3 separate regions of the Mus musculus genome follow, and regions 2 and 3 are each linked to region 1. A link is a loop called in an ENCODE intact Hi-C map of the cell type or tissue named here. Cell type or tissue: left cerebral cortex. All regions are shown on one strand.

Region 1 (5,000 bases):
AGCCATCTCCCCAGTTCTGGGATAATCTGAATTTCTTTTTTAGTTTCATTCTCAAAATGGAAATTTATATTATACATAACTACTTACTCCAACAAGAATAACCTTATACTATTTTTACTTCATATGAATGACAAATTTCTTGGCAGATAACTTCATTCTTTTTTAATGCTTTTTTTTACAACAAAAAAACATAAATTGGTCATTTCTTGTTTTACATAGTTTAAAAACATATATACGTATATATCTTTTTCTTAATTTCTGAGGCTTAACTTTTTAAGGCTAAATGAATATCCCCTTCAGAGCCACACCTATATTAAGAGTGATTTTTGTAGAAATATCATCTTTCAGAAATGAGAAGGTATCAACTACTGCAGGTTGGTGAGTATGGGAAGGCAGGTACATGCTGGACACAGACACATGGCTATAGTTCCTACTGAATACTAAGACTCCTCAGTGGCTCCCTAGGTTAAGATTGCTTCTAAACAGAGTATCACTGGCCATGGCTCTTCTGTTTCTCTTTCCTTTGATGTTCAAAAGAAATCTGAGTGTGAAATCTGAGCTGTTTATGAGGCATGTTGCACAGCTCACATGTCTATAAAATAAAAATACTACTTACTCCTTGTGAAAATGAAACCAAAAGAACTTTGTGTGCAGTGTCTGGTACAACAAGCAAACTATGCTAACATTCCCAACAGATGCTCAAAGGTCACACAGGCTTCTTTCAAGCTACTCTCTGGGTACAGGATTATGTTGAGCAAGAAGTTATTGTGAATCCATGTGATGGTGTACAGAACACAGCTGGGTTGATCTGGGTTGTCAGATTGCTAGCTGAAAACTGTCTCTTCTTGGCGAGGATGGATCCAAGAACAATAAAAACCTTCATTTGAAGAATTGCTATCTCTAACATATTACAAGCTTGTTTTCCTCCATCTGCCCTAGCTGGATCCTTAACTGGACTCACATACATGTGACATATACATCTAACAGGATTCTCATTGTTCAGACAGAGCTAGCTTCTGACCAAATGGCCCAAAGTAGCCTTCAGTGCTGGCTAATTCTTTTTACTCATTTGTTTTGTGCATTTGTGTGTCTGCTTCTCTTCACCAGACTGTAAGTTTCCAGAGAGCAGGAACGTTTATGCCTTTTTGCTGGATCTCCACAGGTCACACACCTACATATATTTAGTGCAAAACAGCATTAAAAATATTTGTTGAGTGTACATTTGAATGGCAGGCCATGTTTGACACAATGCAAACACCTACAAGACAGTCATCAAGTTATTACCATTACCAGTGACCTACTTATCTGAGGTTATGAAGCAGACGTTCAATAACATTCTTCGATAAATTAAAGAGCAAAAATCTTATTTAACATGTAGTTGAGAATAGTCTCAATCAATGAGTCTGTGGTTTAGGAAATGTTTACCAACTCTAACTCCAGGGTAAGGCAAAATACAGTGGTTAGAAGGCATAAGAATTCCCATATCCAGTAGTCAGGAGTTATACAACTACATGCTCCCCTGAAACATGTGTGGCATCCCTCAGGACACTGGAATTTAAGTAATCTCTCCTTCCATCCATCAAATCTACTCTTCTTTCTTGAAAAGACTTGCTCAATGTGTATTGCTTCTAAGAATGATGGATGTATGTTTCTCAAGAATCCAGAAACACAAAATTAATTCCAACATATTTTTGTATCACTCTCTGTTTTTCAGGGTCCAGAGAAGGAGCAGTGAACTGGAACATGTCTGGTAAGCAGAAGACTATAAACAATAGTTCTGTGATTGATGCAAGAATGAGCCAACAGACATTTCAAAATCAAAAGTGAAGCCAGCAAAAATTACATCTTCCAGCACCTGCTTTGTGTCCCTGTCTCCCCAGGACGTGCTATACATGGTAGCTGAATCACTATCATGGTAGCTGATCCATGCCCATGCTATCTCTGAGACAAACCAAAGGAGGGTACAAATTCTACTTGGAACAGACAACCATAGTTAGTGGTAGGCCTAAGCTAATATTGAAACAATTTCTGCTCCTTTTCATTGGCTTGATGGACTATGAGGGTTACACATTTCACACATGTTTCATAATAATCAATATGCCTAATACTTATTTTATGATTATTTGTCAAGGACTTGTAATTTGTGGTTTCTGAAAATAAATAAATAAGAGAGTGTCACAGGAAGCCAGATTAGAAATCTTAGAAAATTTTACCAAAGTCATTTTCAGCTAGAATATGAGATTCAGAAACTGGCCTTCCCCTTGACATAGAGAGTCAATTTGGTAAACATGGTTGGTCAATAAAGGTGTAAAATTATGATGGTATAATGTTTTAGAAAAGTGGTATATCTCATCAAGTATCCTCTTCAAGGGAAAGAGCTTGCTCAGCTCACATCTCCAGACTGATCCTTCTCGTTTCCACATGTTGCCACCAGATGGCGAGGCAGTTATGCAAAAGCAATCTGTTCATGAGTGCGTCCAAGAAGAAATGACAGCAGTGGGAACTGCAATTCAGTTGAAAGCGGTCACGGCACTTGCTCACTGATGAAGACGGCCTTGCTCGTTTTGTCTTTCCTTTTTTTAGAGTAAAAACTGATGGCTACCTATCCAAATCAGAGACAATTTGAGCAATAAAGTCTCAGAAAGCTTTTTTTTTAAATCAGAAACTCTATCATTCATAATTGGATTTTTAAAACAACACCAAAGATCAAGTATTAATAACCAACCCCTGCACCCTCTAATTGTTACTCGTTTTCTCTACCCCCTAAAATCTGCAAATAGTTAATTCTTCCTAATTTCCTTCAACTAATCTGTAGTAATCATATAGTTTTAAATTGTCACTTACTACCTTCTGGCTATCATCTGATTAACTAATCTCAAGATATTCGAAAATTCAGAGAAGTTCTATGAACCAATAAAATTCAAAACCATCACATTGACAAAACCAAAGAGTGACTAAGAAACTGTCATGTCCTAGAGAAATCCATAAAGACATAATATCTAAATGGATTGTGATATCCCAGATAGAATTCCAAAGCAGAAAAGGATATTATATAAAAATGATAAAGGATGAAATGAACAGAATACTAATGTAATTCATATTGGTTTATTAATGAATAAAAGAACAAAGGTATGTGCATCTATAGAAATTAAAACAAAGCAGAGAAGGAGAAAGAGAGAGATAGAAACAGAGACAGAGAGACAGAGAGAAGAAAAGAAACAAAAATAAAAGTTCAGTCCATAAAACTAAACAATTCCTGGAAATTCCATGAAAATAAAATTTGAAAAATCAGTAATTTGAGAACCTGAATTTCTCCTACAAAATAAATTTGTATGCCTCAAGACTCTTTGCAAGCCTCACTCTGTGAAACCCAAATAAAATAAGAAGAACATTAAGTCTATGGCACAGTGCCTTATTTGGTGTTAAAGACGTAGGCTGAGGCTCTGTCTTTACTAGCAATAGGGTCTGGAAATACTGTCTTTGCCAAGGGTATAAGAAGGGCAAAACTATGCAGAGAACCTTGGTGACAACTATAGTAGGTATTATGCAAGACAGGCCAAAATCTCTCTCTCTCTCTCTCTCTCTCTCTCTCTCTCTCTCTCTCTCTCTCTCTCTCTCTCTCTCTCTCTCTCTCGGGAGCTTTTAAGAAGTGGCCATCTAAGTGATACAGACTAAGGGTGGGGTATAAAGGCTAGTGAGTATAAATAAACAGGCCATCTATTTCTCTGAAGTTGCCCAATGTATATAGTCACTACCATTTTATGTTCAGCAGCTTCAGAGATCTGCTAGAACCTCTCACTATTTGGGTAATTGTTGCTCTCATTACATCAAGAAATAGGACAAGAAACAGCCTAACCCCAAATTATGCTGAATTATGGTACAGGACATAGTGCATATTCCCTATAAATGTTTAAGACACATTAATAAATGCTATGATCCTAACTCATTTCCATGAAAAGTTTTATTCTTAAAAGGAACACATTCTTAATTAGAAATATAAAGACTACATGAAGCTTAATTGCTTTCTTGATATCAAATTAGAAGACTTCATGTCCAAGGCAATGAGGAATAGATATGACTGACTACTTTGAAACAGTTTTCCAGTTTTTGTTTGTTTACTTTTATCTAAAGTTTCGTAATTGAGAGTAGTTTAGTGTCAGATACCATGACATCACAGCTGAAAGGAAAGGAGAGTCTTTGGATGTTCTTTCAGGTCATTTTTAGTTTTGTTTGTTTGTTTGTTTGTTTGTTTGTTTGTTTTCTAGTCTTAACTCTTCAAGAAATACACTTAATCTATAAATGCAAAGAAACATCCCAGGAGTCACTGTCTGTGACTGAGAACTTCCAGGCTGTGCTAAAAAATGTCTTTTATGAAGACAATTTCCTGGTGGGCTGGTAAGACGCCCATGGTAGTAGTTTCAGTCCAACCACAACCACCTTACTGCAGTGTCATCACTAAGCATTAAAACAAAATAGCGATGACAGATGAAATTTATGTATGAGAAAATGTTGCATTAATAAGAAAGCAAACAGCCAGAGCATTGCCAAGGGAAACTGAGGGGAAGCCGGTTACTGGAGGCTGGGGGCAGGGGGGAGGTGGGGAGGAGAGGTTGTTGATGGTGCTAAAGTTGTTAGGAAAAGTAAGGGGTTCACTCCCCAGTGTCACTGCACAGTTGTGGGCAGTAATGTGATCTATATTACAAGCAAGAAAACATGGATTATTTAGTATTTTAGTTACAAATGAAAAATATTGGAGACAGATTTTTTTTGCCTGATTTAAATTTACATATTGGTACGTACAGTGAAACATCCCATGATAGCTCCCTGAAATACATTTTATGTACGTATGTAGCAGTTATAACAAACTTCATTTTCATGAAAAAGAAAAAAAGAAACATTTTAAATTCATAGACATAAAATTGTAACTAAGCAGTTTTTATATATTTAAGTAATAAGTCTTAAATTTAGAAACCTTGTTAGCTTTCTTGACAATTAAGAAT
Region 2 (5,000 bases), 510 kb after region 1:
TCCTGATCAGAGCCCTCCCAATCAGATGCATTCACTGCAAACAACAAGGCAGACAGGCCTTCTCCTGGGGCCCTATCCCTCTCTTAATACTTGCTAAAAGGCAGTTATGCCCCCTCTAACACCTCTAATGTGATTCTCAAAGGCTCCATTCCTCCTGAATGTACACTGCATTTCTGTTGTAGCCACGTGCTCTAGTCACATTCAAATTAGATATGGGATTTAAATAAAACTTGAAATATATGTAAAGTTATATGCAAGTTTATAAAACTATATGTAAACTTAAAATTTGATGAGAAGGGGAAAATGCTTATTTCTATGTCACCTGACATAAATACAGTATGAGCAGTAGGGCGATCCATTTTGACCTGTTTTTATTTCTCCGGTTCCTAGTTCTGCAGATACCCTCCTGCCATCTCCCCTTTCTGCTCTGACTTTTGAGGCAGAGTCCCTTGTTTCCTATCTCCACTAGAAGCAGAGGCTTCTTAAATACAGTATCTCCTTTACTATCAACTTCAATGAGTCAAATCAGTAAACCATGCTGGCCCAACTGCTATCTAAATGTCTTGATTAAAGCCTTGAAGATTTTATAGCACTGATGTACTGTTAATTTGTCTCTCAAGGCATGCTCTCATACTTACAGTCTTAAGAGATTAATATCTGACCCACCTACCTTCTCAGGATGGTACGATCTGTTGACAATGTCAGTAGTGTCACCTAGTGTCAGAATCTAACAGGAATCAGGCCCCAGGTTCTTGCATCTCCTTGATTGGCAGCATGCGCACAGGTCATGTTTATTAGGTCATGTTTATTAGGCATCTCAAGCACTGTGGTAATCATATGAAATATAAAGCAATACAATGTGGCAGGAGTAAGGGAATACCTGGCAGAATCATGCTGAGATGTCCCCCTAAGGAATCATGACATGTGACAGACCTGTCATAAAGAAGAATTATTGTGAGGGAGGGAACAGAGACCTGAAATAGAGGTAGACAGAGAAGGACAGGAAGAGAGAGGAAGAGAGACCAGCCAGGAGCCTGTAGGAACACAGAGTGAGAGTGAAGAAGGAGATGGAGAAGAGGAGGAAGAGAAGAGGAGAGGAGAGGAGGAGTGGGAAAAGGAGGAGTGTGGGGAGGAGGAGAAAGAGGAGAGGCTGGGGTAACAGTCCTCTATGGGCTGCTGCACCTAGCTTACACATGGCTGTGTTTAATGATGTTGGGCAGAGCTAGCAGAATTGTCTATAAGTCAACTGTGATTACTTTAAGAGCAATGCCTTCTGAGCTGAAGGGGTTTGCAACCCCACAGGAAGAACAATATCAACCAACCAGAGCTCCCAGAGCCACCATCCGAAGAGTACTCATGGATGGACCCATGACTCCAGCTGCATATGTATCAGAGGATGGACATCAATTGGAGGAGAGACCCTTGGTCCCGTGAAGGCTCGATACATCTATGTAGGGGAATGTGAGGGCGGAGAAGCGGAAGTGGGGGAGGCATACCCTCATAGAAGCAGAAGGAGGGGGAATGGGATAGGGAGGGTTTTTTTTTTTCCTGTGGGGGGGAATCAGGAAAGGAGATAACATTTGAAATGTACATAATTTAAAAATCCAATTTAAAAAAAAAGAACAATGCCTTCTGCAAGATGATATTCCACTTTTATGACTAGAGAGTGAGAGCCGATGATGGTAAGAAACGTGGTGGCATTCGCCAGCTATTTTACCTTACTCATCACCCTTCTGTCATGGCCACTACTGTTAACCTCAACTTTAAAAGTACTCAGTCAGATGGAGCTCAGTGGTTAAGAGCATTGTCTGCTTTCCCAGAGGTTTTGGTTCCGTCCCCAGCACTCACATGGTGGCTCCTCGCAACCTTCTGTAACTCCTTTTACAACACCCTCTTCTGCTTTCCGAGGGCACCAGGCACACAAGTGGTACACAGACATACATGCAGGCAAAATACCCCTACACATTGTCGTCGTCGACGTCATCGTCGTCGTTGACGTCGTCGTCATCGTCATCATCATAAGTAAATACATTTAAAAAGAGGTTTTCAGATATTCCATCAATAGTGCTCATAGGCTGGCTTGGATATCTCGGTTATGGCTGAGTTAACCGAGGCCCTCAAAACACAAGAAAGACATTTATTTGAAAAAAACGGAGTTCCTGGGCCTCTGAGCTTCAAAATTATAACCAAAGTCCCAGAAATTTTGTATGTCTGTTTTCTTTAATTCCAAAAATGTCTTTTAAGGAGTAGAACTGTGTGGGTGGGTGGGTGGGTGGGTGGGTGGTTATGTGAATGGGACACGAGGGGAACCGTGAAGCTGAACCAGATAGCAGACTACTTGGAGCTCCGACCACAAGGTCTTCCTCTTTAGCAGCAGAAAAGCGGAGCTGGGCTTGGCGATGGGCTGTGGAAAAGAAGCCTGTAATAAATGAGCCTTTGGCATTCACCTGCGTAATTGCTTTCAGGCCCTCGGTTAACCCAGTACTCACGCATAGGGTTCTATTTGCCGAAAACTTGGGAAAGAATTATGTAGAGGGGTGCAGGTGAAGCCCCTCTCCTAGCATTGATAGCAGGACTTAAATCCAGCGGTTTGCACCTGAGACCACTCCCCTTATGAAACTCTCCCCCATCCCCCACTCCCACCCCAGGGGAGGCCGCGCAGGCTGTTTACTGTTAATGAACTTTCCCCCAACCTCTCTCCTCCCTGGCAGCTGCAGAAGCAGGGTCCCGCGGGATCTGTGTGGCACCCAGAGGAGTGTGTGGTACCAGAACAGGTGGCAGGCTGCTGCTCCCTGAGGAGGATGGCCAGGAGATACACATGGAGGCAAGGGGAGGAGGGAGACAGATGAGAGCAAAGAAACTACAAGACACTAAGTGTGCTTGAGTTACTAATAAGCATCAATGAAACAGTCCCTGCGGGTCTTAGCAATAAAGAGGAAATGCTGTCTGGAAGGAGCTGGGAATCTGCGCTGACCAGAGTGAGCAAAGTGGTGGTTTTAAGCTGCCCTCTCTACTTTTCCACATACTTACCTGGTCTGCATCCTCAGAGAGTATCAGTTTTATACGCCAGCAGTGCCACCTCCTGGTTACAAAGAGGATGAAACATGGAGGTTTTTAGAAGAACTTCCCTGGATTTTCTTTTCCCCTGTTAACGTTTCCTTACCCGCTGCTAGGCTAGAATCACTTTTCCTTCGCGTTCTCATTTTCTGCAAGAGTTACTTTCGCGCCCGCTCACACTCTCCTGGGGTCTCTTCTGGAACATGTCTCTCACCACAATGCTGTTTTAACAGGTATGGTGTGAGGAACTAAATGTGTTCCTTATGTTATCAAAATGGCCACAGCAGTTCAAAGTATGAAACAACACTGAAAGAGTTTGTAAACTTATGTATTTTACATGTCCATGTCCACTCATGCAATAACACCCCAAAGCTGTAGTGTCTTTTGAGGGGTGGTTGAAGAAAGCTTTGCACATAATGTATTAGTAAAGCTAGCTTAAACAAACAAACAAATAGTGAGTTGCACACTGTGGCAGTCCCAGCACTCAGCTGGTAGAGGTAAGGAGAATCATTGAAGAGTTCAATGCCAACCTACTCTACACAACAAGCTCCGAACAAACAAGAAGGCACATTTTTCAGTCTATGCATAGTCATCTATAGAAGCATAAAACTAACAGAAATTCAATTACACTGCAATCCATATACTCTTTCTAATGTCCATGAAAAACTACTTGCGAAATAATCATCTGTTGGTATTTACCATGTTCTGTCATGCTAGAACACTATTTAACAAAATAAAACTACTGTCCTTAAGAGAGACAAAGAAAAGAGGGAGGGGGGAGAAGGGGAAGAGAGGCGTGGAGACTGGGAGAGGTGGGAGGAGGGAGGCAGAAATACTTGAATTATGCTGTTAATTTTACTGTACTGTGAAAAAAGTAAGAAACTGGGGTAAGAAAAACAAAAAGAAACAAACAGGAACACATCTTCAGGAGCAGGGTTCCAGAAAGTCAGTTTGAGGAAGCAACATTAAAAAGAATGAGAAAACGACCCAGATGAATTGTGTGGAGAAAAATACTCCAAGGGAATATGAAAAAGAATGTTCTAAAAGCAAGATGTGTTGATGAGTCAGCACAGAGGGTGGGGTTTGGGGAAGGGAGTGGGTAGAACAGCAGTGCTCAAATCATGAGGAATTCCCTAGGACACATCTAGACTTTCTGGGTCAGGGAATCTGAGTGGTGCTCCTCAGTGTGAAGACCTTTGACCTGCTGGGTAACAATCCCACCGGCTGCTATACATTAAGTGTACAGCAGCGATGGGGCAGGACCAGCTGTGCAGATGTTAAGGCAGCTTGCTAAGGACATCTATATAGTTTTGACAGAAAATGGGCAGAAGACTGTGAGACCTGAGTAGCTAATGCCACCCTTGTTGAGGAGAGTTTGCAGGGAGAGCCACCATTTCCAGAGAGGATCTGGGTAGGGGGATGGGCAGTGAGTACCACTGAGAAATCTGTCTAGACACATTATCAAAGATCCCTGGGAGCCATCCACAGGTAAATGGACATGAGCCCAAACTTCAAGAAAAAGAGATTTAAAAATAAATAAAATGGTGTCATCTACTTTTAAAAAAATGGAACATACGCAATTTTAGCATATTGAAATCGCTATCTCCAAGATTTTTTTCCCTTAGGAAGAATTAAATGAAGCATATCCTCTTAATGTTTCAATCTCTCTGAATTTTACCAAGGGAACTTTTCTGGCAGTGTACATGACAAGGAGCAGTTTGTTCAGGTGGGCATGTGGCATACGGTGGGTGAACCAGCCTGACTCCATCTTAATATCAGTAGCCATCTTGTTGTTACAAGGTCAAAATAAGTTCGCTTTTATTTTCCATAAAATTTTAATTTCTATGTCTCAGCATTTGACTAGATCATAACTTGAACCTTTCTGGAATTCAACTTAAATCCACACCTGCCTGAGAATTGACCTACACCCACCCTGAGAAGAT
Region 3 (5,000 bases), 320 kb after region 1:
GGAGTCTTTCTGCCTTCAATATTCAGATGGACTTTCCCCCATCATGAAGCACCTTGGGGACCCTGTTTCATGACATTTGAAAAGCCAGTGTCGAAGAGAAATGAACATTATAACTCTTTGGCCTCTGCTCTCTGCCTGATTTTCTGGATGTCAGTCTCACCAATCGCACATCTTGTACAGTAAGAACAGAGCTCCCAAAGCAGAAACTTCCTCATGAAAAATTATTTAACCTTCCTCTAAACTACCTCTTTAGGCAATGTGTTGGTTCAGTATTCCTCTGCTGCATATTTTGCTTTTAAATATCATCACTGGGCTAGCAGATGGTAAAGTCTCCTGCTGCCAAGATTAAAGACCTAAGTTTGATTCCTCAAGATCCATGTAATAGAAGGAAAGAATTGACTTCCAAAAGTGCATGAACACACACACCACTGAACTACCTACCTAAGTGCATACACACACACACACACACACACACACCACTGCACTACCTACCTAAGTGTACACACACACACCACTGAACTACTTACCTAAGTGCATACACACACACACACCACTGCACTACCTACCTAAGTGTACACACACACCACTGAACTATCTACCTAAGTGCATACACACACACACACACACACACCACTGAACTATCTACCTAAGTGCATACACACACACACACACACACACACACCACTGCACTACCTACCTAAGTGTACACACACACCACTGAACTACCTACCTAAGTGCATACACACACACACACACACACCACTGCACTACCTACCTAAGTGTACACACACACACCACTGCACTACCTACCTAAGTGTACACACACACCACTGAACTACCTACCTAAGTGCATACACACACACACACACACCACTGCACTACCTACCTAAGTGTACACACACACACCACTGCACTACCTACCTAAGTGTACACACACACCACTGAACTACCTACCTAAGTGCATACACACACACACACACACCACTGCACTACCTACCTAAGTGTACACACACACACCACTGAACTACCTACCTAAGTGCATACACACACACACACCACTGCACTACCTACCTAAGTGTACACACACACCACTGCACTACCTACCTAAGTGCACACACACACCACTGAACTACCTACCTAACTGCACACACACACCACTGCACTACCTACCTATGTGCACACACATACCACTGAACTACCTACCTAAGTGCACACACACACACACAATTTTAAAGAAATTCACCAAATATAAGCAGAATTAAGTGAGAATGCTCATACCTCTTTCTCTCGTCTGAACAGATGAAGTCTAGATCCCTAACACTGCAAACAGCTACATGAAAGCGGGAACTTGGGATTGTAATAAGCCATTAGACATTTTCTAACATGAAGTAAAATTAATTTTAAAAGGATAAGTGTTAACTCTTACTGAGAAATTTGTCAGAATGACACTTCGTTATATTTTAAGTGTATTGACTTAATTCTTTAACTCTCCCTATAGATCCTGTTTTCCTCCACACAGGCACGCAGACTACAGTCCCCCGTAGGCTCCTGTCCAGCAGACGCTGTGTGATTTTTCCCATCTGTCTACATACGGGATAGGACCTTATATGCTCAGTGTTTATCAGTCTCGCAGTCCAGTGAGTGCTTCCCAGTTAGCCTCACCTCCCTTTTTCAGTTAAGATTCTTATGAATAAGTAAAAATCCTTCATCTTTTTGATCAGTCACTATTAATAGAAAATATTAAACCTGTAAGCAAAGGAAACATGATGTCAGTTCAAAGTAGTTTGAAAAACTTAGCAACTTAGACATCTACGTGATTGTAACATAGGGTGGCTTTAAGAGCTATTAATTTGCAACAGAGATTTTATCGCCATCTAGTGCCCAAAATGAAAATAACATGTAAACATGGTTAGATCTTACAATTTAAGTCTCACTCCCAGGGATTCATCTATTAAAATTCATTAAGTTTTCATACATTAAATGTGAACAAAATCTGGCATATAGAGTTCTTGTTTATTATTAATAATTTTATATTTTATGCTAAATTATATACTATACGTGCCCAGAGTTCATTCTTAAATTGAAGAATATCTAGAACTAATTTTCAGTAAATGCAGCTAATGTGTTATTGGACTATGCAGCTAATTTTTTAGGTTAATTTTGCTTGTGTTGGTTGTTATTCTTGTATCTTATGTACCTATTTAGGACTTGTTCATCTCAATAAGATTTGTTTAATGACATAAATGGCCCCAGTTAGATGCTGAGAACTGTAGCTGTCTACACATACACTGTCTACGTAGAATAGTTCTCACTTGTCTACGAAATGAGTCAGTTATTTGAATTTTGAAATGTTTTACATTGGAGTCCCCAGTTCTATAATAATTTATAAATGTAGGAACTAGAAAGTATTTGCACCCCTCAGCCTACCACCTGCTGCCATCCTCCCTGCAGGCTTTCAAGCACACCATTATCTGACCATTGGCTTCTCCCCACTTTGAAATGCTAAGATACCTGCAATTATACCCAGAAGAATAAGGCTGACGGGTTCCAGAGCCATTTTAGATGGCAGCTCATGGCAAACTGCTCTACAAGCTCTACTGCCTGAGGTGCAATTGTTTGGAGGCCTGTACTCAATCTGGAAAATGGTGGCCCTTGAATGCAGAAGCACGTATCAGCTTTCAATACTCCAAAAGACGTTTATTGTGGCAGTGAACCTTTTTCATGATATCATCTGTTCACCTAAACCTTAGCAAGTGGTTCAATTCTTCTGGACACAGTATTAGGTGCCGATGGTGCCATGCCCATGGTGGAAATAGAGCCTATGCCCTCGTGGAGCACAGCCACAAGGTCCAGGGAGACAGCCTCCTCTAGCTTTGTCCAGCCAGGCACTAGAATAGTAACCATTTTTAATCAGTGTGAGACCACGTGCCTCCCAGACATAGCTTAAATAATGGATACAGTCTTTACAGAGCTCTGAACATTACAAGCTAAATGCCCTGAGACAAGCAGCTTGTGTATTACCACTAATGATCAGAGCTCCACACCTCCTAATTTCAAGGGATTTAATTAACACATCCTCTTCACACTGACCAACCTGGTTTTGCCTCACCCAAGTGGTAATCTATTAAATAACTCCAGCCTCACAGGACTTTATCACATGGTCTGACTTCCAGTGCCTCGGGGCTCCCGGACCCAGGACTGTTCTCACTGCCTATTGCTACCCTTTTCTACAGTCACTAACACATCAGCCACTCAGAGCTGAAAGATAACCACCTTTTGGCTGTGCAACTGGACTTTGTGTTTAGAAACATTAAATGTATCAAAAGTCGATATATGTCTTCCTGCACTGTCGGGACATGTCATTTTGTGGTACTTTTTTGTACATTTTTTAAAAAGATGATATAAAAGGTTCTGTTATGACTAAAAAGAGCACTAGCTCATAGCACTGGCCTGGATCCCAGAGTCCTCGTCAACTTTGACTTAATGCTTTGGGAGCACTCACATGATGAGATGGGCCAACACCCACTGCCCAGGTTGGCAGCTTGGTCTGACTCCCTTACCGATTGCCTTGCCCTCAGAAAGATAAATACTGAATATCTCCTTTCATTCATATAAATCAGAATTAAAATTATATGTGTGTAGACATATGTGTGTAGTCGTGAAACTAGAAAAGGGATCATGAAGGGGAGAAAGAGATCTTAAAGAAGAAGGCCAATGGAATTCCTATTAAAGCAGAGGAGGGGACTTTGTGGGAAGCTGTCACCTGGAGAGGGCAGTGATGGAGGGCTGAGTTATAACTAAGCATAATCACTAACACGAATGACACTGCCATAGTGAAGCTTGTCACTTCATATGTTACCTTAAAACAAGTGACTTACCCTGAATTTTCAGTTTAAGGAAAAGACACACATTCTTTTCATTTGCCATCTGTCTTTTATTGTTTCTGTGATCAATGCAAGCTCTTGGCTTCAGTGTTGACATTCCCTCCTTCCTGTTCCAGGAACCAGACATCCCAGCCTCCAACTCAAAAGACACCTGACACAGTTTTTTTTGTTGTTGCTGTTTTTGTTTTTTTTTTGTTTGTTTGTTTTTGTTTTTAATAGGCATGCAAAGATTAAAGTAGTGAAATAAAAAATAAATGGCTCTACTTTGGGCAAAGAAAACCATCTTTATGAAGAAGAAATTTAAATGCTGGATCAAACATTTTAAAACACCTGGCTTCATGGGTGTGTTTTATAGGTGACTAAAACCAGGCAAACTTGGTAGTAGGCAAATTTTTAACGAGTGATGGATTATCGCTGGTATTATTTGAAGTAAAACACATTATGAATTCAGTTTTTGAGATCTACAATGATGTTAACGTGTGTTTTCACTTAAGTGTGGTAAGGTCCGCATACTCCTCCATACCCGGATACATAGCATGGGCCCATCACTTCTGTAGTATTTGTAACTCAGCCTGAAAGTAGGAGTGCTGAGATTCTGAGTCTAATATGCTCAGTGAGCCACTGTTCTCTATCGCTATTTTTCCATCTATTTCTTCCTCACTGAATTCATACTAGAAATACTAATTATTATTATTTTTTTTTAGAACAGGTGGTTATTAAGAATGTTAGGTGTGAAATTCATGCTTCTGGGTGAGATCATGTCAAAAGGCACTGCGGTTGCATGTGACTGCTTCTCCTCTTCCTCTAGGTGTTGTCGGACAGCTTGGAGTAGGGAGCACCAGGAGGAGACAAGCAGGCTCTTCAGGGGCAGAGTTTCTTGCCCGAAGAGGGCAAGCTCAGAGCCTTACTTGAAGGAGGCCCTCACCACCCTGCCCTTGACAGGCTGAGGAGGGCGCCAATTCCCCACCAGAGGCACCGGGGGCTCATTCTCTGCGCTGGAGAAGAGGCTGCGCAGCTTGGCCATCTGCAAGAGGAAGCAGACTGTTAGAAACCACAGGCTTTCTAACTGGCCAGACAAACCACAGCCAGGCTCCAGGGATAGGTCCTGAGTTTGTA

The links. Peaks named below come from ENCODE experiments on the same cell type or tissue, not always from the same donor. Only the 100,000 strongest peaks of a DNase experiment are listed, where the experiment ranks them.
Region 2: it touches region 1 in a loop (5-fold over the local background); 11 of 42 quality-filtered maps call a loop at or near these places.
Region 3: a loop joins it to region 1, with 8 times the contacts of the local background. A loop is called at or near these places in 41 of 42 quality-filtered maps.

What each region holds. Positions count from the first base shown.
Region 1 is chr3:15,192,003-15,197,002 of GRCm38, reverse strand. No RefSeq gene overlaps it. Among named protein-coding and RNA genes, the nearest start is that of Gm33819, 37 kb to the right of the region's middle. In left cerebral cortex, a CTCF peak has its summit at 2,428 (motif pointing right); a DNase peak (open chromatin) is centred at 2,437; H3K27ac peaks cover 551 bases.
Region 2 is chr3:14,677,465-14,682,464 of GRCm38, reverse strand. No RefSeq gene overlaps it. Among named protein-coding and RNA genes, the nearest start is that of Car13, 38 kb to the right of the region's middle. In left cerebral cortex, a CTCF peak has its summit at 3,093 (motif pointing left); DNase peaks (open chromatin) are centred at 3,073 and 4,143.
Region 3 is chr3:14,871,450-14,876,449 of GRCm38, reverse strand. Car3 (carbonic anhydrase 3) reads right to left here. Exons shown (of 7, transcript NM_007606.3): 7 at 4,069-4,908. The coding sequence ends at 4,789. Among named protein-coding and RNA genes, the nearest start is that of Gm41999, 9.9 kb to the right of the region's middle. In left cerebral cortex, CTCF peaks have their summits at 1,878 (motif pointing left) and 4,822; DNase peaks (open chromatin) are centred at 1,875 and 4,880.